Regions from separate parts of the Mus musculus genome. Here all the other regions are linked to region 3. The links are chromatin loops, found by intact Hi-C in ENCODE. Cell type or tissue: heart. All regions are shown on one strand. Links, peaks and the distances in the headings refer to the core of each region. The heading gives the core; the rest is flanking DNA. Region 1 holds the start of AI987944 (expressed sequence AI987944). Region 2 overlaps AI987944 (expressed sequence AI987944). Region 3 has its middle 34 kb from the start of Gm51480. Region 4 holds the start of Zfp141 (zinc finger protein 141).

What was found. Hi-C counts contacts between places; a loop is a spot of excess contacts. Peaks named below come from ENCODE experiments on the same cell type or tissue, not always from the same donor. Only the 100,000 strongest peaks of a DNase experiment are listed, where the experiment ranks them.
Region 1: it touches region 3 in a loop (7-fold over the local background); 7 of 42 quality-filtered maps call a loop at or near these places.
Region 2: it touches region 3 in a loop (2.7-fold over the local background); 7 of 42 quality-filtered maps call a loop at or near these places.
Region 4: a loop joins it to region 3, with 13 times the contacts of the local background. A loop is called at or near these places in 11 of 42 quality-filtered maps.

The regions. Positions count from the first base shown.
Region 1 is chr7:41,389,522-41,397,547 of GRCm38, forward strand. It overlaps AI987944 (expressed sequence AI987944), which reads right to left and starts at 3,858. Exons shown (of 5, transcript NM_001199330.1): 1 at 3,706-3,858. Gm17102 (predicted gene 17102) reads left to right here and starts at 4,177. Exons shown (of 2, transcript NR_166533.1): 1 at 4,177-4,499; 2 at 7,344-7,932. In heart, for the core only: a CTCF peak has its summit at 3,928; a DNase peak (open chromatin) is centred at 3,910; H3K4me3 peaks cover 1,773 bases; H3K27ac peaks cover 1,246 bases.
Region 2 is chr7:41,379,837-41,387,862 of GRCm38, forward strand. All of the region lies in intron 2 of AI987944 (expressed sequence AI987944), which reads right to left. Among named protein-coding and RNA genes, the nearest start is that of AI987944, 9.5 kb to the right of the region's middle. In heart, for the core only: no CTCF peak of the experiment used is centred there; no DNase peak of the experiment used is centred there.
Region 3 is chr7:41,595,469-41,603,494 of GRCm38, forward strand. No RefSeq gene overlaps it. Among named protein-coding and RNA genes, the nearest start is that of Gm51480, 34 kb to the right of the region's middle. In heart, for the core only: a CTCF peak has its summit at 3,860; a DNase peak (open chromatin) is centred at 3,773; H3K4me3 peaks cover 1,779 bases; H3K27ac peaks cover 1,099 bases.
Region 4 is chr7:42,501,500-42,509,525 of GRCm38, forward strand. Zfp141 (zinc finger protein 141) reads right to left here and starts at 4,254. Exons shown (of 7, transcript NM_001309388.1): 1 at 4,111-4,254. It overlaps Gm35353 (a long non-coding RNA gene), which reads left to right and starts at 4,328. Exons shown (of 3, transcript XR_391403.4): 1 at 4,328-5,294; 2 at 6,095-6,198; 3 at 7,289-8,026. In heart, for the core only: a CTCF peak has its summit at 4,192; a DNase peak (open chromatin) is centred at 4,222; H3K4me3 peaks cover 1,243 bases; H3K27ac peaks cover 1,079 bases.

The DNA.
Region 1 (8,026 bases), core at 1,236-6,235, 210 kb before region 3:
CATATTTCCTATATGCTGTCAACCTAAGTCTCTTTTAGGTTCAGTCTCCATAGTATATTATATTTTGAACAATTTAAATATGGACAATAGACTGCAAGTCTGGCCACTCACATCACAGATGGGAGATTTACAAAGCACAGATATTCCCATAATTTGTTTTTAAATCTCAATTGCTCTATTTTACCAATGAAGACCCAGAAGCTAGAGCTGGGTTGAAAGTCTGCTAATCAGAGGAAGAGAAAGTAACCAGCTGACTTTTCTCCTCAGCAGATGCTCCACCAAGAATGGTGCTCTCTCATACCACAGTAAAAAATCCTTCTAATGTGTGCATCTCTATTCATCTCACTGACTCCTTCTTACTCTTTATGGTTTTTTTTTCTTTTTCTTTTTTCTTTCTTTTTTTTTTTTTTTTTTTGGTTTTTCCGAGACAGGGTTTCTCTGTGTAGCCCTGGCTGTCCTGGAACTCACTCTGTAGACCAGACTGGCCTTGAACTCAGAAATCTGTCTGCCTCTGCCTCCTGAGTGCTGGGATTAAAAGCGTGTGCCACCACGCCCGGCTATGTTTTTTTCTTATCAATCCTAATTACACCTTTGCCAACTGGTTACTTACTCTGACTCTTAACCTATGGGTGACTTTATTAAATCCTGTTTACAAAATTCAAGCAGGAAGTTCATAGATTAAAGGTGTGGGCTAAAGTTGAGCCACAGCATAATTAAAAATAGGTTTTCCAGTGAATAACATGGGGTTCACAGTGAGAACAAATATCCTGCAACACAGAGTCATTTATTATTATTATTCTTTTTTTTTTCTCGATACAAAATGAAGAAGTTTATTTTCTGGCATGTTGTTGTTGATCTTCAATTAGTCCCTCAAGTGACTAGAAGGTGACCCTGAATGGCCATTACAAGCAGTTTTATACTTTCTAGGGGCACAGGTTACATCAGCAAGGTTACAGTTCAAACTTATTGCCTAAGCATATTGACCATTAAATCTATTGGCTAGCAAGCATGACATACATTTGAACTCTACCTGGGACTTTCCAGAGGGTACTATCATTCAGTACATTCTGAGAATTTTTTACTCAAGAATATTCCTGTGGGTGGAGAATGGAACTTGGCCTAGCCTTGACCCCAGGCGGGAGAGGGAAGCTGTAAGGAGGGTGTGGGAATAGAAAAAGCCCTTAGGGTCCCTCATTCTCCCTTTTTTCTTGTACAAGCTCCAATACTGGAGCTAAATTCAGTGGTCTGGGGTAAGTAATTCATATTCTTCAGGTCCTGTCCTCAGGGTCTCATATTGTTGGCACAGGACCATCAGCTGCACTGTTCCTATTCTCTTTTATGAAGGCTGTAAGATTGTTCAATATGCAGGGTACACATGTCAATAGCAAGAGAACAATTAGGGGTCCTAACAAGGTGGATATGAGGGTGGTTTACCAAGATGAGGAGTTAAACCAAGACTCAAATCAGCCCTGACAGGGTTCTAAGTGGAAGGCCCCAGAGGATGAGAAAGATAGGAAATGTAGAAAGTAGAAAAGATAAAAGCTGGGGAGGGGAGGTCTTGTGCAAGCTATGTCTTATGCCAAATAGGCATCTTAAGAATAGCATCTTGTGTTCTACTGACCAAAGGCAAATGGAAAGAAATGGGAAATTTCTATGAAGTCAGTAGAAACTACCATACAATGGGACAAACTCAGGGGGACTCTAATAAAATAATACTGTACAAGGGAACACAGGGTATTTCAAGGTCATCACTTAAAGCCTACAGAGGTCTTGGGTCTGATAACCACAACCCCATATGGTGAGAAGTGTTTGGTTCTCAGGATCTGAAGTAACCTTCCCCCAGAGGCTTTGGCCTCAGATCATTACCACCTCTCCCAAGCATGTTCCTTGCTTTAGTAAAGGGACTCTTCCTATAGTGTTACAATCCCCTTCAGCTCCATCAGTCCTTCCCTTAACTCTTCCACTGGGTTCCCATGGCTGGGTCCAATAGAAAGAACAACAATATTAACTAACCAGACCTGTCTTAGTCAGGGTTTCTATTCCTGCACAAACATCATGACCAAGAAGCAAGTTGGGGAGGAAAGGGTTTATTCGGCTTACACTTCCATTCTGCTGTTCATCACCAAAGGAAGTCAGGGCTGGAACTCAAGCAGGTCAGGGAGCAGGAGCTGATGCAGAGGCCATGGAGGGATGTTCTTTACTGGCTTGCTCAGCCTGCTCTCTTACAGAACCAAGACTACCAGCCCAGAGATGGTCCCACCCACAAGGGGCCTTTCCCCCTTGATCACTAATTGAGAAAATGCCTTACAGTTGGATCTCATGGAGGCATTTCCCCAACTGAAGCTCCTTTTTCTGTGATAACTCCAGCTGTGTCAAGTTGACACAAAACTAGCCAGTACAAGACCCATCAGTGCCCCCAGGAACTAAACCACCAACCAAAGAGTATATATGAGTGGGTTCATGGCTCCTGCTACATATGTAGCAGTAGCAGAGGACTGCCTTAACTAACATCAATGGGAGGGGAGGAGCTTGGTCTTGTGGAAGCTTGTTGCCCCCCTGGGGGTAGGGGGGGATGCTAGAAGGGTGAGGCAGGAGTGGGTGAGTGGGTAGGAACCCTCATAGAGGCAAAGGGGAGGGGATGGGATGGAGGTTGTGGAGGGGAGACCAGGAAGGGACAACATTTGAATGTAAATAAGTAAAATAATTACTACTAATAATAAAGACAAAGGAAGAAAAAAAGGAAAAAGAAAAAGAAAAGTTCTATTTTACTCTCAATACATGAGGGCCTACCTGGCTCTGTCAAGCATGTTCCTGGGTTTGAGAAAGAGCTATGCCATTTTCTATACATAAGGGCCTCACAGAAAGCCTTGCTTGATCAAGCCAGTCCTGGACCCAACAGTGTTTTCCCTTTTCAAAGAGTTGCCAGCCGGTGTTCTCCTGCGAATATGGCAGAACTATGCTTTTTCTCAAGAAGAAAACTAGCAGCACTTTGTGATAAACAGCCTTTAATGTTGATTGGGACTCTATAACGCTCCCTTGAGCAGCCAGTTCTTTGCTATGAGGATGGCCCTAGTGGCTGGTTGTCAATCAGAGTAGCCTCCTTTGTTAAGCACTGGAGCACTTTTCTGGACAATCCTAGTGAACAAATATATCTATCCTAGCATCCTGATCTCTAACGGGTCTGGTTAGCACACTACTTATCTGTAGGGTGTCTCAGAGGCATTCCTCCCTCAGCTAAACTCTACTTGCTGTCGCTTAACTATCTCCTAAGCATTGGTAAATCCTTTAACATCATCAATTCTACTCTTCTACACCACAGTTTGATATGGGAGTGCTACCCAACATGAGATGCCTTTTATAACTTCTACAGAATTAACTCCAAATAGGTCTTACAGCTAAATGTTAAATGATGGGGGAGTTAACTTTTAGAAGTAGAGAAACTAGGCCTCTCTGAGTTTGACATCCTGCTAAGGATGTTTCCACACACAAGTCTCTGAGCCAGATGCTTTGAGCAGATGCCGCCCTCATAGTGAAGTTATTCACAGCCCACCGCTGGGTTCAGGGAATGACTAGGACAAAAAGGGAAGTAACAGGTGGTCAGATCTGGCCACACTTACCACCCAGACCCAGGGACAAGCCACCATACCAACTTCTGCTACACAACTGCCTGCTCCTTCCCTCTGTGGGCAGTGGCTCTGCACTCACCATGTCGCGAATTAGCAACTTGCTAGAGCTTCCCTCACAGCACCCAGCAGCAGCGCTTAGAGAAAAACAATCAGAACTTTTCCAGCAGGGTCCGTTATAGAGCTGAAACTGCCGCAAGGAACCCGGAAGGTCCCGCCTTCTCTCCTGACTGACAAATCCACCCCAAGGCTCCGATTGGTCACTAAGTCTTGCGTAACATGAACAGCTCCACCTCAAGGTTCTGATTGGCCATTAAACCTCCCTTAGGGTTAGAATGTGCAGATGGGACTCCGCTTGGTTGCTGGCCTGGTCTTCCACTACAGTATCATTCTTTCTGCAGATACACAGAGATTTGAATTTCAGTAGCGCTTGTGCCTGTTTTCCAAAAGCATACCCGTCTGTCTTCCCATCCAGCTCTGGGGAGAACCCACCGCGTCAGCTCGGGCTGCTCCTCCCCTTTGTAGGAATTGACCCTGCCCTCCCTAGCTCTCTAAATCGGGAAATCTGGAGCTTGCTTGAACTACCTTTGCTTTATTCATTAGGCACTTCCCTTTCTTCCTCCGGAAATGAAGGTGGATATGTAATGGAAATCAAGCTTGCGTATGTAATTGCCAAAATTAGCCTGTAAGCGTTACCGGCCCAGGAGCCAGGTAACTTCTAGCGATTCTGGGAATTGTAGTTTTTTTTTCTAAGTAACCCTCGTGAGAAAGTGCGGTGGCCAAATTGATTATCTGTATAAACCCCTACAATATGTGACCGGGGGCTATTCCGGCTGGGAAATTCTGCGGATATTTCTGACCCAGGTCCATCTCTTGGTCAGTACCTAATATTTAATAAACTGTTGCTTTTAATTTGGACCGAAATGGTGGTGGGGGGGGGGGAGGAGGAGGAGGGGGGGGGGAGGAGGAGGAGGAGGATGAGGAGGAGGGGAGGAGGAGGAGGAGGAGGAGGAGGAGGAGGAGGAGGAGGAGGAGGAGGAGGAGGAGGAGGAGGAGGAGGAGGAGGAGGAGGAGGAGGAAGAGAAAAAGCCCCAAATTCTCTTTTCATCCCGGATAATGGAGGGGTGGGCTGACCCAGCTGTGTCTAGGGTCTCCAGGAAATGCATTCCCTCTGCAGAATCCCAAGGTGAATGGCAGACTCTAAACAGTAAGCTTCCTGTTGGTTCCTGGATTATGGTTAAGAGATACCCTGTCTGATAAACAGGGTGAAATTGATGGGGTTTGTACACCCCATTCGGGCAATTGGGAGACGCCTATTTTTTTATTTTACTTTTTTATTCTTTATTTTTATGTATTTATTTATTGAGTAATTTCTGCGTAGTTGGAAGTTCATCCAAGGCCATCAGTTATTTTCTGATCCGTTATTTGCCTTGGAGCCTTGGAAATGCCATCTACTGACGCTGGGTGACAGAAACTGCAGTGGCCCAGTATGTGGCAACTTCACCTGGGTTCCAACGCCTAGGCTGTTCAACAAAGCAATTTCCAGAGGATACCAGGCAGTCCAGGGATTATACAAGAAATCAGTTGAAACACAATCCTATTGGTAAAATTGTCATAATCAGTCTGGTGAAACCTCTGTGCGACACCAATTCAGTCTTTACTGTTGTCTGTTTTGTGACTTGTCCACATCCGGTCTGTCCTCGTGGGTTACTATTTAGGGGGCGTCTAAATTAAACAAACACACAATATAAGGACTGATGGACCTAGAAGTAGCAAAGACCAATTTTAAATATTGTTGTCTTATATATCAGATCTGTCTTTGTATGATCTGTCTAGTGAAGCTGAGCCTCTGAATTTGTGATGCTCTGACTTGGGATGGTATCCAGGAGCCAAAGACTCTACCTTTCAGTCTACCTACAGTCGCAGGCCCTTCTTTTGCCTGCTCCTACCTCTGTCTAGCTGGCAGGAAAGCTGGGTCGATAAAAATGTAACATCTTAGAACACCAAGCATGGGTAAGGGGGACTTGCGGTTAAAGAATTCACAAGTAACACTTGGGGCCCAATGGATATCTTTGTAATGTCCAGAGCCTCACATAGAAGCCAAGTGCTGCTGGGCTGCCCTACCCCCAACTGCATTGAGCCAGACCCAGCTCCTCTCCAAAATATGGATGAATCTTTGATTTCTCTGCTTGTAAATTTTGTTGTTTTTGTGTAAGGATGCACGTGGCCATTGCATGCTGGTTTCTCATTGGTCTTCAAAGCATGAAAAATGTTGTTTCTCATTCTTGTAGCTAGTTTACTGGGCTCTAGTTTACTCTGGGTTTTCTGGACACAGGACTTCATATAATAGGAATTCAAATACTTCCAGTATATAGTCAACTTCCTTCCCTAACCACCCACCCAAACTCCTCCCAATGTTCCTTTTGCATTTCCCTCTCTCAGCCTGCCTTGTTGGTAGCTGTTGCCATTAACATCTCACTTCTCAAAACCCTTGGGTCCTTACTTATGAGGAAATTACAAAACACTCCTTTCTACAGCCTACCACTCTCCCTATGTCTTGGAGGCTTATGGACAAGTGCTGTAACACCACGCACATGGTATAAGTTACTGGATTCTTTGTAAATGTCACCAAATATGGTAATACTGCCCTGGCTTCTAGATACACTTTACTGACTTTTATTTACTCAGGTGCTTGGGTGCAACAAATTCAATTACTCATAATTAACTTTGCTTAAAAAGGTTAACACAGCTTCTAAACTTTTGTTCTGATACATAATACACAGTGCTAGCAGGGGAGAATCTAGAATCAATATAGATTTCATCATCAGAAACCTCAATTCACAATTTACAAAATTGATTCAACAGAAATTGCAGACACAGAAAAATATACTTTATTTTGGTCATATAAGGTTACATTCTAATATTCCAGGCATTTTGTCTAAGGGAAATACAAGGGAAGTTTGCCCTTACCACTGCCATTTTCTTAGGAATTAATAAACTACAGGAAGCATAAGAATCTCATAAGTGCTTATATCAAAATGCTTCAGTATTTCAATGATATTTTTTACTAACTAAATAGCAGAATCACCTTACAGCTAAAAATATCCTTCATGTGTACTCGTTAATATCAAGTCTTTACTCACTTATGTGTAACTCCTGGAGGGCTACTGTAAATCATATTTGCATGTGGATGTTACTCACATTTCCTGTTTGGGGAAGTTAAAATACGTTCAGGACATCATACCTACTTAATGTTTGCTCATTTTTGCTGTTCTCATATCAGGAGAAGCAGGTAAGGATGTGATCGCCCTTTTACTCAGAAATTTTGCTATTTTAGTTCTCAGTAAAATATTAAAACTGGCAATTCTTCTCTATATACTGCCAAGCTTTTTAAAGAATGTTACCAATAATCTGTTCTAATTGAGCCACATCACAGGCATTTTATATAACTCTTAGCATCAATTGTTTGGGGAAAGATCTAATGGATGACTTAAAAATGCAGGAGAGAGAATAGAGTAGTATGACTTCTCATAATATTCAATCCTCTAGAGCAAGGGCAAGGATAGCCTACTGCTACAAAAAAAAAAAAAAAAACTTTTTTTGTCCTTCTCGAACAAATTAAAAATCACAGTATGTTGGAGAGATGTTATGGCAGGTCATGAGAACTGCCCAGATCCAGGAATTCACTGGATTTAAGATTAGGTTTGTGCTTTTTCTCAGGGTACTGAAATCCCGTTGTGAAAACCTGAATGAGTGACTTGATCTGTGAAAGATGGACCAAGAAAATCCACTATGGATACAACTGCTAAACCTAAGAATAGAAATTGAATGGGGGTGATTGAGTCATGAAGCCATGAACAAGAGACTCTCTACCAAGAGTGAATCAGCTGTAGAAACCAGTGACTGAGAGAAAAGCATTGATAAAATCTCAGAGAGAGGGTTTGACTTCGAGGTTGCTGGTCCTTGCTATGTTTTCTCTTTTGAATGCATATGTTACTACTACTACTCATATTGTTTCCTAGGCAAAGATGGTTTCACAAACACTTGATGAATATATATTCATGCCTTCCATGATGAAAAATTAACTATTAACTAAATTTGCATGAATTATCCTTTATTGCTGCACAAAAGCTAATGAAGGTTTTTCTTAATTGTTTTTGTCTCTAATTGGATTCATAAATGTGGTCCTTATAAATGTCTCTAGAATGTTTTGTTGGTTATACTGGAGAGCATTATAGCCCTGATTGCTTTGATTCTCCATGTATGCTTTAAAGTTTGAATTGCAATGAAATAAAAATATTTCAAAGAAGTGGAACTGTGCTGAATCCTGGAGATGGCCTGGTCTAGTTGGCTTAAGAAGGATGTGCCAGGGCTGGAAAGGTGTCTCAGAAATTGAGAACGCT
Region 2 (8,026 bases), core at 2,151-7,150, 220 kb before region 3:
CTCTCTCTCTCTTTCTTTCTTTCTTTCTTTTTAAATTCTGCTTTACTCAATATCTCAGAGCATGGGCAGAATCAAAAAGATTTTGGACCAAAATGTCACACAAATAATCTCCAGCTAAAGGTTTTTTGGAGTCTATTTTCAACTGAAATCTTATGACCTCGAGTTCCTCTGTATTACTCTCAACACTCCAATCTTCCAGGTCCTCAAAGGACACCTGAGTAAGCTCTGGGTACTGCTTCACACGCCTTTGCCAGCTCAAACCCTGATATTTTCCATATTCCTCCAAATAAGAACGTTCACAGGCTATGTCCAGGAGCAAAATCACATTTTGCTTACCATTTTTTTGTTCTACTTTGCTTCTTTGCTGCTGTGATTAAATCCTCCAACCAAAACCATCTCAAGTAATAAGTGGATTTTTTTGGATGGTTCTGTCAGATCACAGTCCATCATTTTGGGAGCTTAGGTTAAAAACGCAAGCTAGAAAATGACTGTAAAAACCATGGAAGAACCTTTTTTACTGGCTTGCTCCCTTGCTTGGTAGCTGCCTTATGATCAGCTAGCTCTCTTACCGAGGCCAGGCCTATTTGGTTAGGGATATTGCTAGTCTCAGTGGAAGAGCCTTCCCATATCAATCATCAATTAACACTCTCCTCACAGACATAGCAACCAACCGTTCCGTGGGGGATGTGTCCTCAGATGAGGCTCCCTCAGATGACGGATGTTCTGAAATACTGAGAACTAAAGCTATTGATGACATAATAATATATGAAAAAGTTTTTAAAACCCCAAAATGTGTTAACTGTATCAATCATGTGAGTATTAAAACCCCAAACACTGATGACTACAGCAACTGCAAAAAAAGATTTACCAAAAAATGAGGAGAGGCAAGCCTTTAGGTTCAAGAAGAGAAACTTAAACTGTCCCTAAAAGTCCCTAAACTAAGAAAAACTCAAGGAACTCATAATATAATATACACATTTTCAGAGGAAAAAAATTGTGAATGTCTAAACAACAATATCATTATATTATAATTAATAAAATCACACAACATAGATGGCATCACTGATAAAAGGAGACACAAAGATAGACCTATAAATATAGCATAGTCCTTTAAAGAAGAAGGGCAGGAGTATAGTCAAAATAAAAAAATCAAAGAAATCACTGGCCAGCACTCAGTCTGTGTGTGCACTCTGCTTCTTTCCTTTACCAATAACAGAAAATGGATTGAGATTGGAGGGCTATCCCAACTGGAGAGATTCAACTCCAGCATAAACTGGTTCAATATCACAGAAATAGTTTTGACTATTAAAAGCATGTCCTTCTCTTATGATAAAAAAAATGATGTCTTTTCAGATCACTTACAAACCATTTTATTCCCTATGATTGATAATTGGATATAAGTCTACACATGTGTGAGGAAATACAAACTTTTAAAAAGTAAATTCAGCAAGCAGATTTTTATAGAAACACTATGTTTATGTTATATACCTAAATAGTTTGGTTTGCAGTGTTTTAGAAGTCATACATAAACACTTATGAAAGCAAGTCTATCCCAATTTCTATCCTTATATTTGTGTGTGTAAGAAAGAATGTCTCCATTGTGTGTACAGGTGACACACTAGAAAAGGAAGGGTCAGATCTCCTGGAGCAGGAGTAGCAGGTGTTTATAAGCTTCCCAGCTTTGACAATACCCTGAAATAATGGGAAATATGTTGAAGTAACTCTAAAAATATCAGAAGATATAAAAGTCTCTCATGTTCATGAATCAGAAAGATTAACAGAGTAATAAGAGCCATCCAAAACAATCTACAGATTCAGCATAGTCCCATCAAAATTCAAAGAAAATTGTTTATAGACTTTGAAAGAACAATTCCCACCTAGTACATATATTGAAAAGAACTTAAGAAACTAAATGTTCAAAACATAAAAATCTCCTGGCCCAAAACATTCAGGAAATTCAGGACACAATGAAAAGACCAAATCTAAAAATAAGTGGAAAAGAGTAGAACAAAGATGCCTAGCAGAAAGGACAAGGAAACTTCTTCAATAAAGTCATAGAAAAAAAACTTCTCCAACCCAAAGAAAGGGATGGCCATAAATTTTCAAGAAGCCTCTAGAACACCAAATAAATAGGACCAGAAGAGAAAATCCTATCATCACATAATAACCAAAACACTAAGTGCACAGATCATAGAAAGAATATTAAGAGCTGCATGGGAAAAGGGGCAAGTAACATACAAAGATAGACCTATCAGAATTATACCATACTTTTCAACAGAGACACTAAAAGCCTGAAGCGCCTGGTCAGAGGTCATGCAGACCCTAATATCACACAAATGCCAGCCCAGGCTACTATACCCAACAAAACTCTCAATCAACATAGATGGAGAAACCAAAATATTCAAGGAAAAAATCAAGTTCAAACAATATTTATCTACCAATCCAGCCATACAGAGGATTCTAGGTGGAAAACTCCAACACAAGGAGGGTACCTACACCAAAGAAAAGAGAAGATATTATTCATCTCACAACAAAGCCAAAAGGAGAAAACCACATGAAAATAATACCACCCACAAAAACAAACATAACATGAACTAACAGTCATCTGCCTTTAATATCTCTCAATATTAATGGACTCAAAACACCTATAAAAAGACATAAGCTAACAAACTGCACACACAAACAGGATATAGCACTTTGCTGCATACAAGAAACACACCTGAATAACAAAGACAGACATTATCTCAGAGTAAGAGACTGGAAAAAAGTCTTCCAAGAAAATGGTCCCAAGAAACAAGCTGGAGTTGCCATTCTAATATCCAATAAAATAGACTTTCAAACAAAAGTTATCAAGTGTGATGAGGAAGGACAGTTCATATTCACCAAAGGGGAAAATCCAGCAAGAGGAAATCTCAATTCTGAACATCTATGCCCCAAATGCTAGGGCACCCACATTCATAAAACAAACTTTACTAAAGCTCAAAACACACACTGAATTCCACACAATAATTGTGGGAGACTTCAATACCCCACTCTCAACAATGGACAGATTATTGAAACAGAAACTAAACAGAGACATAGTGAAACTAAGAGAGGTTATGAACCAAATGGATCTAACAGATATCTACAGAACATTTTACCCTAAAACAAAATAATACATTTCAGCACATCATGGTACCTTCTCCAAAATCAACAATATAATTGGTCACAAAACAACCCTCAACCCATAAAAGACTGAAATAATCCTATGCATCCTATCCTATCAGATCACCATGGCCTAAGGTTGGTCTTCAATAACAATAAAAACAACAGAAAACCCACATACAGGTGGAAACTGAACATCAGTCTACTCAATGATAACTTGGTCAGGAAAGAAACAAAGAAATAAATTAAAGACTTCCATGAATTTAATGAAAATGTTGATAAAACATACTCAAACTTATGGGACACAATGAAAGCAGTGCTAAGAGAAAAAATCATAGCATGGAGTGCCTTGATAAAGAAACTGGACATCTGAATGACAATAACTTCAATCTCTTAAGAAAGAATTTGAAAATCTCAGAAAATGGAGAGGTCTCCCACGCTCATGGATTGGCAGAATTAACAGAGTAAAAATGGCCATCCTACCAAAGGCAATCTACAGATTCAATGCAATCCCCATTAAAATCAACACAATTCTTCAAAGACATGGAAAGAGCAATTCTCAAATTCACCTGGAAAGGCAAAAAAAAAAAAAAAAAAAAAAAAAAAACCCGGAATAGTGAAAACAATTCTTAACAATAATAGAACAACTGGGGGAATCATCATCCTTAATCTCAAACTGTACTACAGAGCAATAGTGATAAAAACTGCATGGTACTGGTACAGAGACACACATGTTGTCAGTGGAATAGAATTGAAGACCCAGAAATAAAATCACACACTTATGCACACTTGATCTTTGACAAATATATATATATATATATATATATATATATATATATATATACACACACACACACACACACACACACACACACACACACACACAATGGGAAAAAGAAAGAATCTTCAATAAATGGTCCTGGTCTAACTGACTGACTGTATGTAGAAAAACGAAAATACACCCATGTTTGTCAACTAGCAAAAAGCTGAAGCCCAAGCAGATCAAGGACCTCAAAATAAAACTATAAATACTGAATCTAATAAAAGACAAAGTGGGAAAGAGCCTTGAACTTATTGGCACAGGGGTTAATTCCCTAAACAGAACTCCAATGGCTCACTCTCTAAGATCAAGAATTCATAAATGGGACCTAATGAAACTGGAAAGTTTCTGCAAGGCAAAGGCCATATAGGACAAATCAGCAACCTACAGATTGGGGAAAAATCTTCACTAACCCCATATCCGACAGAAGGGTAATATCCAAAATATATAATGAACTCAAGAAGCTAACCACAAAAAAACAAAAAAACAAACAACCCAGTCAAAAAATGGGGTATAGAACTAAACAGAGAATTCTTGAATCTTGAATGTCTGAGAAGCACCTAAAGAAATGTTCAAAGTCCTTAGTGATCAGAGAAATCACTATCAAAACGACCCTGAGATTTTACCTTACACCAATCAGAGTTGCTAAGATCAAAACCTCAGGTAACAACATATGTTGGAAAGAATGTGGAGAAAGAACACTTCTCCATTGCTGGTGGGATTGCAAACCAGTACAACCCACTCTAGAAATCAATCTGGAGGTTCCTCAGAAAACTAGAAATAGATCTACCTGAAGACCCACCTATACCACTCTTTGAAATATCCCCAAAAGATGCCCCACCACGCCACAGGGGCACTTGTTCCACTATGTTCATAGCAGCCTTGTTTGTGATAGCCATTAGCTGGAAACAACCCAGATGTCCCATTACAAAAGAATGGATACAGAAAATGTAGTTCATTTACATAATGGAATACTACTCAGATATGAAGAACAAGGATATCATGAGATTTGCAGGCAAATGTATGGAACTAGAAAATATCATGCAGACCCAAATGGATATGCATGGTATGTACTCACTAGTAAGAGGATATTAGCCCAAAAAAAGTACAGAATACCCAAAATATAGTCCATAGAACTCAAACAGGTCAACAAGATGAATGACCCAAGAGAGGACTCCTTAATCCTACTTGAGAGGGATGGGGTGGGGAAGAGGGGAACATGATCAGGTATTGGGTAAGGGAAAAGGACTGAAGCCCTGAGGGTCAGCAGAAAGAATTGAAACAGGTAACCTCGGGAGGTAGGAGGTGGGGGAACCCTCCAGAATGTACCAGAGACATGGGAGGTGAGAGACTCCCAGGACTCAAAGGGAGGGACCTTAGATGAAATACCCTACAGTAGGGAGAGGGAATGTATAGAGCCCACCTCCAGTAGAAAGACAGGGCATCAAGTGAGGGATGGGATTGCCATCCCACAGTTAAAAGTCTGACCCATAATTGTTCTTGTCTGAAAGAACTGCAGGGATGGAAATGGAGAGGAGCCTGAGGAAAAGAAGGTCCAGTGACAGGCCCAAAAGGGATGGAGCTCAAGGGGAGGCTCCAAGGCCTGACACTATTACTGAGGCTATAGAGTGCTCACAGAAAGGGACCTGTCATGACTACTGTCCGAAAGACCCAACAAGCACCTGAAACAGTCAGATGCAGATATTTGCACCCAACTAATGGACAGAAGCTGCTGATCCCTGTGGTTGAATTAGGGAAAAGTTGGAAGAAGCTAAAGAGGAAGGCGACCCTGTAAGAGGACCAGCAGTCTCAATTTACCTGGACCTCTGAGATCTCTCAGACACTGGACTACCAACCAGGCAGCCTACTCCAGCTGATATGAGGCCCCCAACACATATACAGCACAGCACTGCGGATCTGGGTTCAGTCAGAGAAGATGCATCTAACCCTCAAAAGACTGGAGGCCCCAGGGAGTTTAGAGTTCTGGTAGGGTGGGGGGTAGGGGCTGGGGACATGGGGTGTGGGGAGGGTTGAGGAGGAGGTATGGGATTGGGAACAGCTAGAGGTGGACCAAGAGAAGGATAAAATCTATAGTGTAAAAGGGATAGATTAAATAAAATTTAAAAAAAAGAATAAAAAGTTCAATTTAAAATAAGAGGAATCTCAAATGGCTGAGAAACAGTTAAAGAAATGTTCAACATCCTAATTCATCATGGAAATGGAAATGAAAACTACTTTGAGATTTCATGAGATTATACATGTCAGAATGGATAAGATCAATAACACAAGTGAGAGCTCATGCTGGCAAGGATGTGGAGAAAGGGGAACATTCCTCCTTTGCTGGTGAGAGGGCGAATTAATACAGTCACTATGGAAATCAATATTGTGATTCCTCAGAAAACTGGGAATTGTTCTACTGAAAAATCCACCTATACCACTCTTGGCCATATACCCAAAAACTACTTCATCTTACCAAAAGGACAATGGCTCAACTATGTTCATAGCAGCTTTATTTTTACAGGACAGAAACTGGAAACAAGCTAGATTTCTCTAAACTGAAGAGGGATAAAGAAAACATGGTACATGTACACACTAATGTCATGAAATTTGACGTCATGAAATTTAAAGGAAAATAGATGCCAACTCAAAAACTAAAATCACCCTAAGTGAGGTAACAAAGACCCAGAAATACAAACATGGTATACTTTCCCTTCCAAATGGATGTTGCTTGTTAAATAAATGATAGTTGGGCTACAATACTCAGACCCAGGGAGGATAGGTAAAAAGGAGTGCTCTACGGGGGAGGGGTGTACTGGCTGATTTTATGTCAACTTGACACAAGCTGGAGTTATCACAGAGAAAGGAGCTTCAGGTGAGGAAATGCTTCCATGAGATCCAACTGCAAGGCATTCTCTCAATTAGTGATCAAGGGTGGGAGGGCCTCTTGTGGGTCGTACCATCTCTGGGCTCTGTAAGAAAGGAAGCTGAGCAAGCCAGGGGAAGCAAGCTATAAGAAATATCCCTCCAAGGCCTCTGCATCAGCTCCTGCTTCCTGACCTACTTGAGTTCCAGTCCTGATTTCCTTTGGTGATGAACTGCAATTTGGAAGTGTAAGCTGAATAAACCCTTCCCTCCCCAACGTGCTTGTTGGTCATGATGTTTGTGCAGGAATAGAAACCCTGACTAAGACAGGGGGAAACATGGATCTCTCTCAAAAGGGAAACCAGAATGGATTCTATGGGTGGACTGAGGGTGAATGGGGACAGGAATGGGAGAGATCAGTTAGAGACACGGAGAGAGTGCAGTAAGTGAACAGCTGGATTTTGTGAGCATTTGAGGGTTAGTGTAGAAACTGAATGCACTGGTAACTTCTTGGAATTTATGATGGTAAATAAATAACAAACAAAATAAACTAAAGTAACAAATGGAGTAAGAAAGAAATCAGGCAAAGAACACCCTTCACAATACCCTCAAATAATGTAAAATAGGCTAAAGTAACTCTAAAAAAGCAAGTGAAAGACTTGTATGATTAAAAACTACAAGTCTTTCAAGAAACAAACTGAAGAATTATCAGAAGATGTAAAAATCTCTCATGTCCATGGATCAGTAGGATGAACAGAGTATTAACAGCCATCCTACTCATAACAATCTAGGTTAGGTGTGTTACTGAGGAATCCTAGTAATGAAGAATTTGGAATCTGATCTGGCCATCCTTTGTAGCAAGGCAGGGCTTCAGTGGTGGGACTGGGCTACATTTGGTTGAGTGGTTGGCCAAGGAGGTCCTATGAAGATCTCTAAAGAACCCTGGCTTATGCTAGGACAGAAGGTTGCTCTCTGAAACCTGACAGCAGGACCCTATTGCTCAGGACAACTTTCACACAGCTCACTGAATGCAGAGGATGGTCAAGAGCTTGGTTAAGCAGACTTGGAGCCTTCGTCCTTATATTCTAGTCTCTCTGGGGTGAGAAGGTACCCTACAGGCTTCAGAAATAGAAACCTGTATGCGAACCCAGCTTAAAAAGCCTCTACCTAAACTCTGTCCTGCATGCAAGATGTGCAGAG
Region 3 (8,026 bases), core at 1,632-6,631:
TTGTCTACAGAGTGAGACTCTGCCAAAAAAGAAAGAAAGAAAGAAAGAAAGAAAGAAAGAAAGAAAGAAAGAAAGAAAAGGAAGGAAGGAAGGAAGGAAGGAAGGAAGGAAGGAAGGAAGGAAGAAAGCAAGGAAGGAAAGCTTGCATCAGCAATAGTGTCAGAGTTTGGTGCCCACCCATGGGATAAATCCCTAGTTAGGTTAGTCACTGGGTGGCCTTTCCTTCAGTCTCTGCTCCATTTTTTTGTCCCTACATTTCTTTTAGACAGGAACAATTCTGGGTCAAAAAAATTAAAAGTAGGTTGGTGACCCCGTCCCTCCAAGAGGGCCCTGTATATCTACTAGAGATGGTCTCTTCAGGTTCCATCTCCCCATTCTTGAGCATTTTGGGTAAGGTCACCTGCATCGAGCCCTGGGAGCCTCTCACCTCCCAGGTCTCTGGGATTTTCAAGTTGTTCTCCCCACACCACCCAACCAAACTACCCACCCTCTGGCAGCTTCATATTTCCATTCTTTCTCCTGTCTCTGCCCATACCTGATCCTTCCCCCACTTTTCCCTCCATCTCTCCACCTACCATTCTTCCTCCCTCTGCTTCCCATGACTGATTATTTTATTCCCCTTCTAAATGGGGTTGAAGCACTTATTGTTTAACTTCTTAGGGTCTGTGGGCATATCATGGGTACACTGGACTTTTTGGCCCTGGCATATAATGTAGTGGAGACTACCTCATCCAGCTTCAGTGGGAAAGGATATGGCTAACCCTGTAGAGACTTGATGCTCCAGGGGTAGGTTATGCCTGGGGTAGAGGGTGGGAAACCCATTCAGAGGTGAGGGGAGAGGGAAAGAAGTCTAGGAGGGGGAACCTGAAGGAGGGGCATGTGGGATGTAACTAATAAAATAATTAATTAAAAAGCACAAAGCTTGCAAACAACAATAACACACCCAAATTAATCAAAATATGAACCTATTTACAATTAAAATTTGCATTTAAAATGGTTGTGTAGAGGTTCACAATAAATTTTATACTTTGTCTTAAACATATTTCATACATTTAACTTTCAGCAAAATGAAAATAAGCATTCCTAATAGTTGAGATAGTGTCCTGAAAAGGGTAAAGGGAAATAGTCAGAAAATAGAAAACCACAAGAAGAGGGTACCTGGGTGCAGCTGAAGCTGCAGCCTGTTCCTCCCAGAGAGGAACACTTTGACAACCCATGGGAAAGATCCTGAGCTGCCTGATTGTAGTCCTGATGAATCAGGGCTTAATGTTCAAAAGAAATAAAAGAGTGTGAAAGAGAAATCAAATAAACAACAACAGAAAAAAACAAAACAAAACCCCCAAACCATAAATAGATAAATAAAAACCCCAAACAATAAAACCACGAGAAATGGGATTGAACAGAAAATTCTCAGAAGATATACTTTTATTTATTTATTTAGAAATTTTCTTTTCTTTTTATTTATTTTATTATTTATTTATTTATATTAGATATTTTCTTCATTTACATTTCAAATGCTATCCCAAAAGTCCCCCATACCCTCCCCCAGCCTTGCTCCCCAACCCACCCACTCCTGCTTCCTGGCCCTGGCATTCCCTTGTACTGGGGCATATGATCTATGCAAGACCAAGGGCCTCTCCTCCCTCTGATGGCCTACTAGGCCATCCTCTGCTACATATGCAACTAGAGACACAGCTCTTGGGGGTGGGGTACTTGTTAGTTCATATCCTTGTTCCTCCTATAGGGTTGCAGACCCCTTTAGCTCCTTGGGTACTTTCTCTAGCTCCTTCATTGGGGGCCCTGTATTCTATCCAATAGATGACTGTGAGCATCCACTTCTGTATTTGCCAGGCATTGGCATAGACTCACACAAGAGAGCTATGTCAGGGTCCTGTCAGCAAAATCTTTCTGGCATATGTAATAGTGTCTGGGTTTGGTGGTTGTATATGGGATGGATTCCCGGGCGGGGTAGTCTCTGGATTGTCTTTCCTTCCATCTTAGCTCTGAACTTTGTCTCTGTAACTCCTTCTGTGGGTACTTTGTTTCCCATTCTAAGAAGGAACAAAGTATCCACACTTTGGTTTTCCTTCTTCTTGAGTTTCATGTGTTTTGCAAATTGTATCTTGGATATTCTAAGTTTTTGGGCTAATATCTGCTTATCAGTGAGTGCATACCATGTGTGTTCTTTTGTGATTGGGTTATCTCACTCAGGATGATATCCTCCAGATGCATCCATTTGCCTAAGAATTTCATGAATTCATTCTTTTTAATAGCTGAGTAGTACTCCATTGTGTAAATGTACCACATTTTCTGTATCCATTCCTCTGTTGATGGACATCTAGATTCTTTCCAGCCTCTGGCTATTATAAATAAGGCTGCTATGAACATAGTGGAGCATGTGTCCTCATTACAAGTTGGAACATCTTCTGGGTATATGCCCAAGAGAGGCATTGCTAGATCTTCCGGTAGTACTATGTCCAATTTTCGGAGGAACCACCAAACTGATTTCCAGAGTGGTTCCTCCACCCTGCATTCTGTTCTCAGTGGGAAGATCTAGACCATCTGTGAACTGGCCACGATGACACATTGCTGTGTAATCCTAGCATTTGAATAGTATAGACAAGAAGATCAGAGTTAAATTCAAGGCCAGCTTGGCCTAAATAGTTCTAGACCATCCAGGGCTAGAGTGCAAATACTTACCCTATGTGTAGACACCTCACATTATCCTTGGCTTTAGTCTCATATTCTACATTAGGTTTACTGATTTATTTACAGTGCTGGATGCATTCCCTATTTTATTGTCTCTCCCCATTTACCATTATTTCTAATGTACACCTAGTTCTGCAATTGTTTTTATTATGCAACTTAAAAAGGAAAGTTTACTTCTCAGCAAGAAGAGAGCTCTGTTCTCTGGGGATCATGAGATTCCTCCAGCCAGAAGCACATGATGGTTCATCTCATATTTTCTCTTTTAATCTTCCATATGGCTTTCCTTTCATGTTTCCTGATAATCCTTCCTAGTTTTCAATCTTTGAAAAATGAGAAAAGGTCAGGTGTGGTGGTAAACAACTTTAATCTTAGCACTCAGAAGACAGAGGCCATGAGATGTCTGAGAGTGCAAAGCCAGAATGATCTCCATGGCTAGTTCCAAGCCTGTCACGCCAACAAAGTGAGACAATCTCAAAAATAAATAATTGAGAACCCTTTTAAGGTCGGGTGAAAATAAAGGGAAAAGGCAAAGAAAAGGAGAGACATTGGCCAAGAGCAGTTGCTTCCATTTACAGCACCCAGACAAGGACTCAAAATCATCTGTAGCTCCAATCCCAGGGGGTCCTACCCTTTCTTCTGACCTCCACAACCACTAGGCATGCACGGGGGGCATGATTATACATGCAGGCAAAATATATGAAATAAGTCTAATAAAAATTTAAAAATCACTAGAAAAGGTATTTTTATGAGGATACAATTTCAGACTCCTAGAAGTAGTTACAAATACTGGTAGGCAACAACTCCCGTGGCCACGTGAGACAGCCTTGGGCTTTCAGTACATCACCTTCCACCAGTCTTGCCCGGTTGTAAGGAACTGAGGCACTTTGATGATGGCTTCCTTATCACTGGAGCGTGAGTGCGGCCCTGGTACTTTCTGAAGGAGCAAGAACCACTAGATGAGCCATAGTAAGTATTGGCAAGATTTACCTCTGCCAGTGGTAGCGCGCACGCGCGCCGTCCCCCAAGTGGGAGGCGTGTAAGCCGTGATAACCATTACAAAACAACCGGAAGTGACCTAGGGGCGCGCAACTTCTTGGATCCAGATGTAGTTTCCTGCTAGGACCGCTTGTGCTTGGAGGCTGGACCGTTGGGGTTGTGCATGTCTGCGGGTGGACTTGGTGCCCCACGTGCTTTGTGCCGGGCTCTGTGAGTTGCAGCGTGAGGTGAGTGACCGTCAGGCTGGCAGGACACCGGGCTGTCGCGCCGCGGTTTGTGCTGCCTGATGGCTGCAGGTGGGCATCAGCCCTGTTTTCGTTCTTCTCTTGCGGGGTTTTCGCTTCTGTTTTGTCACTTACCGATATGCTCTGCTGTGGGATTTTGCCACATCGTTCGAGAACGTTGTGTGTTCAGGGACACAGTTTGGGCAGGAGTCAGTGCATGGGCGCTGCAGGATCCGAGCCTAAGATCAATGTGCTGTGCTTGTTGAGGGCGACCGCGCTGCTTTCTGGTCCCTTAGTGTTTGAGTAGCTGGTAAGTGGTCTGTGAGAGGAGAAAAACTCCAAGGAGTAAGAGAAAACGGGAAAATGAATTTATGTACATTTTGGCCCAAACTGGGACCAAACGTATTTATGTCGCCCTACGCAGTAGTAGCAATTGCTTTTATTGAGTAGAGGGAACTGTATGAAAGCCAGGGAATAGGGGTAAGCTGTTTAGTGTGGTCCCAGTCATCCAAGCAGGGATTTAAGCCTTAGTTTCACCCCAGACACCAGGTGTTCTGATCATTTCCTCCCCGTGTTATATTTTCTATATGGAGCTGGAGCTGAAAACAGAAAAGGAATTTAAAAACAAAAAACAAACAAACAAAAGAACTAAACCGAATTCAATTTCTATTGTCAGTTTACATAACTATTGGGGTCCATATGTGTGGCTAAGTTGGAGGCTGGCCTGTGCTAGGAGCAGAAAGGTGTGCTCTAAAGAGGTTTTAGGTCAGAAGCCTAGTTTTCTGCATCCAAACAGTCAAGGGCCAGCCTCAACCAGTAGCCTCCTGTAGAGACCAGTGAGGTGAAAAGCAGAAAGCGGAGGGACTGAGATGTGGATGAGCACTGTTGGGTTCCCACTATCCACATTCACACTGTGGCTTTGAGCTGCCAGGAAATGCAGTTCCTAGGAATCCACTGCTCCCCCTCTGGCCTCCTGGTGCACACACAGACAGCCAACAATCCCTATAATTTTTTCCTTTTCCTTTTCCTTTTCCTTTTCCTTTTCCTTTTCCTTTTCCTTTTCCTTTTTCTTTTTAAAAAAAATTTTTGAATAGAAAGAATAGGCCTTTGACAAAATTCTTTTTCCCCAGTGAGCTACTTTCTCCACCTAACCCCCCTCACACACACATCATTTGGTAAAAAAAGAAAAGAGAACCAGAGGGTGAGACTCCACACATTGGTTACATTAAGCAGAAGAATAGTTAAAGTGACCTAGTGATCCCATGTCTGTCTCTAGTGCACAGATTTAAGGTTAAGTTTAGAAATCAAGCTTTATGTATTAAAGTAGTGCTGCAGGTTGTGGTGGCACACGACTGTCCTGTAATCTTAGCACTCTACACTCGGAGGCTGCAGGATGACTGCATTATGGAGGCTGGGCTGGGCATGAAGTAGGCTAGGAGTCAGCAGTGTAGAAGTAAGAGCCAAAGTGTAGAAGACATGCATAATGCTTTTTAGAAAAAGCAGATTTGTGTGTGTGTTTCATTTTCAAGGTTTGTTTTTATTTTACATATATGAATGAGTATTTGACTGGTTGTATATAGGTACACCAAGTGTGTGCCTAATGCCCAGAGAAGCCAGAAGAGATCTGAGACCCTGGAATGTGGAGGAGGTTGTGAGCCCCATGTGGGTACTGAACCTGGGACCTCTGCAAGGTCACCAAGTGCTCATAATCTCTGAGCCATCGTTTATGACTTTTTTTTTTTTTGTTCTCTTACTACAACAATTTTGCCAAGCATATGACGAGATAGACAGCATTTAGTTCAAGCCTGGTAGGGCACAAGTTTGTCAGATTCTATATTGCTTGCCAGCCTCCTGGAGAACATGGCCACTCAGAGACATGTGTCTTTGACATGTATTGTCCTTGATTTTAAACGTTGTTGAGGGTTAGTCTTATGCACTGTGTATTCAGATGCTGATTTCTGTGCCCAGAGATCTGCTTATACCCCAGCCATAGGCAATGTCATGAGGCAAGGGTACAAGAGAAGAAGGCCATGAGGTAGAGGAAGAAGGAGATTGTTGCTATGAGGTCAGGCATGAGGAGGCTTCACGAACAAGGGGGTTCTCCATGTGCACCGCTAGCTACACCAAGGAGCCCAGGAGAGACTAAATGTAAGTAACTCGGAGTGTGTGGCTGGGAAGTAGAGTAGCTAGGTAGCATCAAGGCTTAAAAGTTTTGCTCAGCTATTCTGATTAAAGCTTAATGACTAAATCAGTAGATCTGTGTCTCAATTAGTTGGGAGCAAGGCAGGTTAGGAAAACTGCCACTTTTAAATTTAATCATATGAACCGTCTTTGGTTTTGAAACTTACAGTGACAACATGGTATGTGGTATGTGGTGCTTTCTGTGCACGGCCCAAGCCGACTGTTCACCTAACCTCAGTGAGTATGATGTCCATTCTTTGGGTGTAGAGTTGACGTGGTAGAGTCAGAGAGGAGGTGATACCATACATCTAATAATGGTGCTATTCAGTTTTCAGATGTCTTTTTAGTAGCTATTATTTTATATTCAGTTACCCAAGAAATTACTGTGACCCAAAATCTGAGTTAATACGGGTTTACTTTCTTCCCTTCACTCTGAGTAAAGAGAACCCTAGCACTGCACGAATACTCTTGTTATTATAGTTCTGCCTAAATCTCTAAAGTGCTGTGTTTTTGTTTTTTGTTTTTTTTAAAAGATTTATTTATTATATGTAAGTACACTGTAGCTGTCTTCAGACACTCTAGAAGAGGGCATCAGATCTCATTACAGATGGTTGTGAGCCACCATGTGCTTGCTGGGATTTGAACTCAGGACCTTTGGAAGAGCAGTCGGTGCTCTTAACCACTGAGCCATCTCGCCAGCCCTGGTTTTGTTTTGCTTTGTTTTGTTTTGTTTTGTTTTTTGCCTACACAGAGGTCATTTTCGTTTGTTTTTTCTTCCTTCCTCCTTCTGTGGGCTGCTATCTGTTCTTTTCTGACAGGCTCTTGGGGTGCAAAGCTGGATGTTTGTGTAGAGACTTACTCCTTTATGTTGGGTGTGCTTCCTATGAGACAATGCTGGAATAGTTTGTCTTTAAGTCTCTTTAGGGCCTTTCAAAGTTAAGTTTCCACTTTCATTTCTAACTTGGGGAATTGATTATATACTGGAATAGTAATAATTTCTTAACATTCTATGGGTCTCTATCATTTGTAGTAATTTAAAACTTTTCAGTTTTCTGCGTCTTAGGGGTTGATGGGAGAAGGAGACATTTCAGGTTGAAGTATGCCCTTGCAGGCAGCAGGGAGGTTCAGCCTCCTTGAACCGAACATCGAACAGGCACACAAAAGCATATTGACAGATTGCTAAAGAAATTTTTTTTTTTTAATTTGGTGAAACAAGTTCTTCATACGAAATCCCATAATATAATCTATATGTTTCCTGAAGGAAAACATCACAGCTCTGAAACTTGTGTACGGTTCCAGGTGTGCCCGGAGTGTCTTGTTACCAAGTTATGCAAAGGCTGTTAAGGTTTTCCAGAAAGACAACTCTATAGACAACAGAAAACAACCAGTGTTTTCTACAGTGATTTCTTTAAGGTCAAAGTACGTACAACTTTCATTCCGATATCTATTCTAGAGATAGTGAAAAGCCTCTATTTCATCATAACGATTACTTTAGATATAATAATCCTACTAGAATTCCTACTATAAAAAATGAACTTTAAATCTCACCGTGCGTCCTGCATTCTGCAGACTGAGCTGTGTCGCATGCACCCTTGATCCTCTGAGAAGCCTTGCCTCAGTGGATGTCAGAGACAAGCAATTAGGAAAGCTTGAGCGCCCCCTTTAAACATTAGGGGAGTGGTTAAACAGTTACCATCCAATCTCTACAGGAGATGAAGGCAAACTAAGTGAGTGTGGTGTCTGGATGATGTGCCAAGTCACTTCTCAGTGTTGTGCAGTGCATTCGTGGTGCAATTGAATTAACAAAGCCCTGTGTTGGAAAGAGGACTTAAACATGAGTTTTTTATCTTTTTATAGATGTTAAAGTGACACCAAGGACAGTGCTGTTGGCGGATGGAGGTTGACCGTCTACCTTA
Region 4 (8,026 bases), core at 1,390-6,389, 910 kb after region 3:
CGAATGCACTGCACAACACTGAGAAGTGACTTGGCACATCATCCAGACACCACACACACTTAGTTTGCCTTCATTTCCTGTAGAAATTGGATGGTAACTGTTTAACCGCTCCCCTAATGTTTAAAGGGGGGCGCTCAAGCTTTCCTAATCGCTGTCTCTGACATCCACTGAGGCAAGGCTTCTCAGAGGATCAAGGGTGCATGGGACGCAGCTCAGTCTGCAAAATGCAGGATGCATGGTGAGATTTAAAGTTCATTTTTTATAGTAGGAATTCTAGTAGGATTAGTATATCTAAAGTAATCGTTATGATGAAACAGAGGCTTTTCACTATCTCTAGAATAGACATCAGAATGAACAGTTGTATGTACTTTGACCTTAAAGAAATCACTGTAGAAAACACTGGTTGTTTTCTGTTGTCTATAGAGTTGTCTTTCTGGAAAACCTTAACAGCCTTTGCATAACTTTGGTAACAAGACACTCCGGGCACACCTGGAGCCGTACACAAGTTTCAGAGCTGTGATGTTTTCCTTCAGGAAACATATAGATTATATTATGGGCTTTGGTATGAGGAACTTGTTTCACCAAAGAAAAAACAATTTTTGTATAGCAATCTGTCATTATGCTTTTGTGTGCCTGTTCGATGTTCGGTTCAAGGAGGCTGAACCTCCCTGCTGCCTGCAAGGGCATACTTCAACCTGAAATGTCTCCTTCTCCCATCAACCCCTAAGAAGCAGAAAACTGAAAAGTTTTAAATTACTACAAATGATAGAGACCCATAGAATGTTAAAAAATCATTATTATTCGAGTATACAACCAATTCCTCAAGTTAGAAATGAAAGTGGAAACTTTGAAAGGCCCTAAAGAGACTTAAAGACAAACTATTCCAACATTGTCTCATAGAAAGCACACTCAACATAAAGGAGTAAGCCTCTACACAACCGTCCAGCTTTGCACCCCAAGAGCCTGTCAAAAAAGAACAGATAGCAGCCCACAGAAGGAGGAAGGAAGAAAAACCAAATGAAAACGACCTCTGTGCAGGCAAAAAAAAAACAAAAACAAAAACAAAAAAAAACAAAAACAAAAACAAAAACAAAAAAAAAACAAAAACAGCACTTTAGAGATTTAGGCAGAACTATAATGACAAGAGTATTCGTGCAGTGCTAGGCTTCTCCTTACTCAGAGTGAAGGGAAGAAAGTAAACCCGTATTAACTCAGATTTTTGGTCACAGTAATTTCTTGGGTAACTGAATGTAAAATAATAGCTACTAAAAAGACATCTGAAAACTTAATAGCACATTATTAGGTGTATGGTATCACCTCCTCTCTGACTCTACCACGTCAACTCTACACCCGAAGAATGGACATCATACTCACTGAGGTTAGGTGAACAGTCGGCTTGGGCCGTGCACAGAAAGCACCACATACCACATACCATGTTGTCACTGTAAGTTTCAAAACCAAAGACGGTTCATATGATTAAATTTAAAAGTGGCAGTTTTCCTAACCTGCCTTGCTCCCAACTAATTGAGACAGAGATACACTGATTTAGTCAGTAAGCTTTAATCAGAATAGCTGAGCAAAACTTTTAAGCCTTGATGCTACCTAGCTACTCTACTTCCCAGCCACACACACCGAGTTACTTACATTTAGTCTCTCCTTGGCTCCTTGGTGTAGCTAGGGGTGCACATGGAGAACGCACTTGGTGAAGCCTCCTCATGCCTGACCTCATAGCAACAATCCCCTTCTTCCTCTACCTCATGGCCTTCTTCTCTTGTACCCTCACCTGCCTCATGGTGAACTCCTTCTCCCTGCTCTTCTCCCCCGGGACTCCTGGCTGAGACTGGAAGTCTAATCTTCCTCTCTACTCTGCCCAGTCATTTGCTATTCAGTCCATTTGAGTTAATTGGGGAACATTCTTTACATCACATTGATATAGGCGATTCTTCAAAATTCATGACAATGCCCATGTCTGGGCTTTAAGCAGATCTCAGGGCACAGAAGTCAGCATTTGAATACACAGTGCATGAGGCCAACCCTCAACAAATTTTAATTTAAAATCAAGGGCAATACATGTCAAAGACACATGTCTCTGAGTGGCCTTGTTCTCCTGAGCTAATCTATTTTCATTCACAGACATGAGGCTGGCAAGCAATATGAAATTTGACAAACTTGGGCTCTGCGAGGCTTGAACTAAATGCTGCCTATCTCCTTATAATACACCTGACAAAGAGCATTTGGTGATCTTACAGAGGTCCCAGGTTCAGTACCCACATGGGGCTCACAACTCTAATTCCAGGGTCTCAGATCTCCTCTTCTGGCTTCTCTGGGCATTAGGCACACACTTGGTGCACCTATATACAACCAGTCAAATGTTCATATGTGTAAAATAAAAACAAACCTTGAAAATGAAACACACACCCAAATCTGCTTTTACTAAAAAGCATTATGCGTGTCTTCTACACTTTGGCTCTTACTACTACTCTGCTGACTCCTAGCCTACTTCATGCCCAGCCCAGCCTCCATAATGCAGTCATCCTGCAGCCTCCGAGTGTAGAGTGCTAAGATTACAGGACAGTCGTGTGCCACCACAACCTGCAGCACTACTTTAATACATAATGCTTGATTTCTAAACTTAACCTTAAATCTGTGCCCTAGAGACAGACATAGGGTCACTAGGTCACTTTAACTATTCTTCTACTTAATGTAACCAATGTGTGGAGTCTCACCCTCTGGTTTTCTTTTCTTTTTTTACCAAATGGTGTGTGTGGGAGGGGGGGTTAGGTGGAGAAAGTAGCTCACTGGGGAAACAGTTTTTGTTTTTTTGTTTGTTTGTTTTTAAGGGCTATTCTTTCTATAGAAAGAAAGAAAGAAAGAAAGAAAGAGAGAGAGAGAGAGAGAGAGAGAGAGAGAGAAAGAAAGAAAGAAAGAGGAAAAACTTATAGGGATGTGTTGCCTGTCAGTGTGTGCACCAGGAGGCCAGAGGGGAGCAGTGGGTTCCTAGGAACTGCAGTTCCTGGCAGCTCAAAGCCACAGTGTGAATGTGGATAGTGGGAACCCAACAGTGCTCATCCACATCTCAGTCCCTCCGCTTTCTGCTTTTCACCTCACTGGTCTCTACAGGAGGCTACTGGTTGAGGCTGGCCCTTGCCTGTTTGGAAGCAGAAACCTAGGCTTCTGACCTAAAACCTCTTTAGAGCACACCTTTCTTTTTTTTTTTTTTTTAAAGATTTATTTATTATATGTAAGTACACTGTAGCTGTCTTCAGACACTCCAGAAGAGGGAGTCACTTGTTACAGATGGTTGTGAGCCACCATGTGGTTGCTGGGATTTGAACTCCGGACCTTCGGAAGAGCAGTCGGGTACTCTTACCCACTGAGCCATCTCACCAGCCCCCAGAGCACACCTTTCTGCTCCCAGCCACACATATGAACCCCTATAGTTATGTAAACTGACAACAGAAATTGAAAATTGAATTCGGTTTAGGTTTTTGTTTTTGTTTTTTAATCCCTTTTCTGTTTTCAGCTCCAGCTCCATATAGGAAATTTAACACCGGGAGGAAATGATCAGAACACCTGGTGTCTGGGGTGAAACTAAGGCTTAAATCCTAGGTAGGATGCCTGGGACCACACTAAACAATTTACCCCTATTCCCTGGTTTTCATACAGTTCCTTCTATTCAATAAAAGCAATCTATTGCTAATACTGCTTAGACTGACATAGATACTGCGTCCCCAGTTTGGGCGAAAACATACATAAATTCATTTTCCCTTTTTCTCTTACTCCTTGGAGTTTTTCTCCAGTTACCAGCTACGCAAACACAAAGGGACCAGAAAGCAGCGCGGTCGCCCTCACAAGCACCGCACATTGATCGCAGGCTCGGATCCTGCAGCGCCCATGCACTCACTCCTGCCCAAACTGTGTCCCTGAACACACAACGTTCTCGAACGATGTGGCAAAATCCCACAGCAGAGCATATCGGTAAGTGACAAAACAAAAGCGAAAACCCCGCAAGAGAAGAATGAAAACAGGGCTGATGCCCACCTGCAGCCATCAGGCAACACAAACCGCGGCGGGACAGCTCGGTGTCCTGCCAGCCTGACGGTCACTCACCTCACGCTGCAACTCACAGAGCCCGGCACAAAGCACGTGGGGCACCAAGTCCACCCGCAGACATGCACAACCCCAACTGTCCAGACTCCAAGCACAAGCGGTCCGAGCAGGAAACTACATCTGGATCCAAGAAGTTGTGCGCCCCTAGGTCACTTCCGGTTGTTTTGTAATGGTTATCACGGCTTACACGCCTCCCACTTCGGGGACGGCGCGCATGCGCGCTACCACTGGCAGAGATAAATCTTGCCAATACTTACTATGGCTCATCTAGTGGTTCTTGCTCTTTCAGAAAGTACCATGGCTGCACTCACGCTCCAGTGATAAGGAAGCTACCATCAAAGTGCCTCAGTTCCTTATAACCAGGCAAGACTGGTGGAAGGTGATGTATTGAAAGCCCAAGGCTGTCTCACGTGGCCACGGGAGTTGTTGCCTACCAGTATTTGTATCTACTTCTAGGAGTCTAACATTGTATCCTCATAAAAGTATCTTTTCTAGTGATTTTTAAATTTTTATTAGACTTATTTCATATATTTTGCCTGCATGTATAATCATGCCCCCCGTGCATACCTACTGGCTGTGGAGGTCAGAAGAAATGATAGGAACCCCTGGGATTGGAGCTACAGGTGATTTTGAGTCCTCATCTGGGTGCTGTGAATGGAAGCCAGAACATCTGCAAGAATAACAACTGCTCTTGGCCAATGTCTCTCCTTTTCTTTGCCTTTTCTCTTTATTTTCACCCGACCTTAAAAGGGTTCTCATTTATTTTTTTTTGAGATTGTCTCACTTTGTTGGCTTGACAGGCTTGGAACTGGCCATGGAGATCATTCTGGCTTTGCACTCTCAGACATCTCATGGCCTCTGTCTTCTTCTGAGTCCTAGGATTAAAGTTGTTTACCACCACACCTGACCTTTTCTCATTTTTCAAAGATTGAAAACTAGGAAGGATTATCAGGAAACAGGAAAGGGAAGCCATATGGAAGATTAAAAGTGAAAATATGAGATGAACCATCATGTGCTTCTGGCTGGAGGTATCTCATGATCCCCAGAGAATAGAACTCTCTTCTTGCTGAGAAGTAAACTGAACCACAGCTCATTCACCAGGAAAATGGAGCACTTGCCTCATAGATGGTGATGACTTACTAACGAGAGGCAGAAGCTGAAGCTGCACATGCATAAAATCAGAAGTTAGTGTCTATACATGAGAGAGAACATGTTGTGATTGTCTTCCTAATAATCCTCAATTGCCTCATTCATCTTTTCCAATTTATTCCATCTTTCTATAGGTTTCATTTTTGATTACCTAATAAAATTCCATTAAATTTATAATAGAGTTTAATTATACATCTGTCTGTATTGATGAACATATAGACTGATACCTTTTATTTGCTTTTGTGAAAATAGTAGAAAGAATAGTGGTAAACAAGGATATGTTAATATCTCTTTGCTATGATATGGATTCCCAGTGTGTGTGTGTGTGTGTGTGTGTGTGTGTGTGTGTACATATACATATGATTAGCTAGGCCACAGGATAGATCTAGTTTTAGTAATTTTAGAAACCAACACTAAGGGTGCATACTGAATCCCTGTTCTCCAAAATACATCTAAACAACCAAAGAACAACAACAAAAACCCCAAATGATTTTATTAAGATTACCACAATCGAAGTTCTCCTCCAACAGTGAGTAAGGCCTCCCTCATTCACATTTAAGCAGAACTTGTTGTCCTTTTCTTTCTTTTCTTTTTTTTTTTCCTTTTTTTGGTTTTTCCAGGCAGAATTTCTCTGTATAACTCTGGCTGTCCTGGAACTCACACCATAGACCAAGCTGGCCTCGAACTCAGAAATCTGCCTGCCTCTGCCTCCCAAGTGCTGGGATTAAAGGCGTGCGCCACCATTGCCCAGCAGTTTTGGGTTTTTCATTTTGTTTTTCTGTTGTTGTTTATGTGATTTCTCTTTCACACTCTTTTATTTCTTTTGACCATTAAGCCCTGATTCATCGGGACTACAATCAGGCAGCTCAGGATCTTTCCCATGGGTTGTCAAAGTGCTCCTCTCTGGGAGGAACAGGCTGCAGCTTCAGCTGAACCCAGGTACCCTCTTCTTGTGGTTCTCTATTTTCTGACTATTTCCCTTTACCCTTTTCAGGACACTATCTTGACTATTAGGAATGCTCATTTTCATTTTGCTGGAAGTTAAATGTATGAGATATATTCAGTACTGGAAGTGTAAAATTTATTATGATCCTCTACAGAACCATTTCAAGTACAAAATTTAATTGTAAATAAGTTAATTAAGTGATATATATTTTGATAAATTTGGATGTGTTATTGTTGTGTGCAAGGGTTTTTGGGTTTTTATTTTTATTTTATTCATTATTTTATTTATTACATCCCAGATGTTACCCATCCTCCAGGTCCCCCCTCCTAGAATTCTTTCCCCCTTTCCTTCACCTCTGAGAGGGTCTCCCACCCCCTACCCTGGGCATCCCCTATCTACAGGATAAGACACATCCTCTCCCACTGAAGCTGGACAAGGCAGTCCTTGTTACATTATATGCCAGGGCCAGAAAGTACAGAGTACCCATGATACACCCCACAGACCCTAAGAAATTGAACAAGAAGTTCTTCAATCTCACTTAGAAGGGGAACAAATTAATCATGGGAGGCACAGGGAAGAAGAGTGGTAGATGGGAGAGGAGGGAGGGGGAGGAAAAAAAGGGGGGCAGGATCAGGTATGGGGAGAGACAGGAGAGAAGCAAAGAAGACCAGGAAAATGGTTGGAAATGTGCAGCTGCCTGAGGTGGGTGGCTTGGTTGGGTGGTGTGGGAAACCTCTTGAAAGTCCCAGAGACCTGGGAGGTGGGAGGCTCCCAGGACTCATTGTAGGTGACCTTAGCCAAAATGCCCAACACTGGGGAGATAGAACCTGAAGAGACCATCTCTAGTAAATATACAGGGCCCCAGTGGAGGGTTGGGGTCACCAAACCACTTTCAAAATTTTTGGCCCAGAATTATTCCTGTCTAAAAGAAATGGTGGGACAAAAAATGAAGCAGAGACTTAATGAAAGGCCATTCAGTGACTAACCCGATTTGGGATTTATCCCATGGGAGGGCACCAAACTCTGACACTATTGCTGATGCAAGCTTTTTTTTCTTTTTTCTTTTTTTTTTTCTTTTGACAGAATCTCACTATGTAGACAACACGAACTTTGAATTCACAGAGATCCTTCTCCTCTCAAGTATTGGGATTAAAGGAATGTGTCACACTATGCCCGGCTGCAGACTGTTATTGCTTTATAACAAAGTTGATTTTAAAGGGAATGCTTTATATGCTCAATATACACATTAATTCTTTTTTCAGCCACCTTGTCCTTAGCCAGGTGAAGTGACATATGACTTTAGTCCAAAAACTCACTTGGTAGAAACAGGCAAATATCTGTGAGTGTGTGGCCATTTGGGTCTACATAGTGAGTTTCAGGTTTACCTGGTATATAGAGAGAGACTCTCTGTCAAAAAATAAAACAACAAACAGATACCAAGCTCGCCAATGAGTTGCTCATTTACTACACTGCCAACAGCATGCCGGGTTGCATTGTAGAGCCTCATACTTTTGCCATGGTGACATTTGTGGGGCGTTAGTTTGTGAACAACACCCATTCCTCATGTATCTAAATACCACTTTTCTTATACATTCTCCTATATCTGACCAAAGGGAAGACCCCCGTTCTCTTAGGGGCCTAACACAGAAGGCACTGCTCATCTTCCTTGTTTGTCATTTTAAAGAATTACTGCCAAATGATGGAAACGTTTGTTCCCGTTTTTATTTCTGAGTGTACTCTGGATCTATGATTCACAGTCAGGTGTAGTTAACAATGTTTTCTCTCATTCTGTGTGTTGTCTTTTCACTTGAGTAACCATTT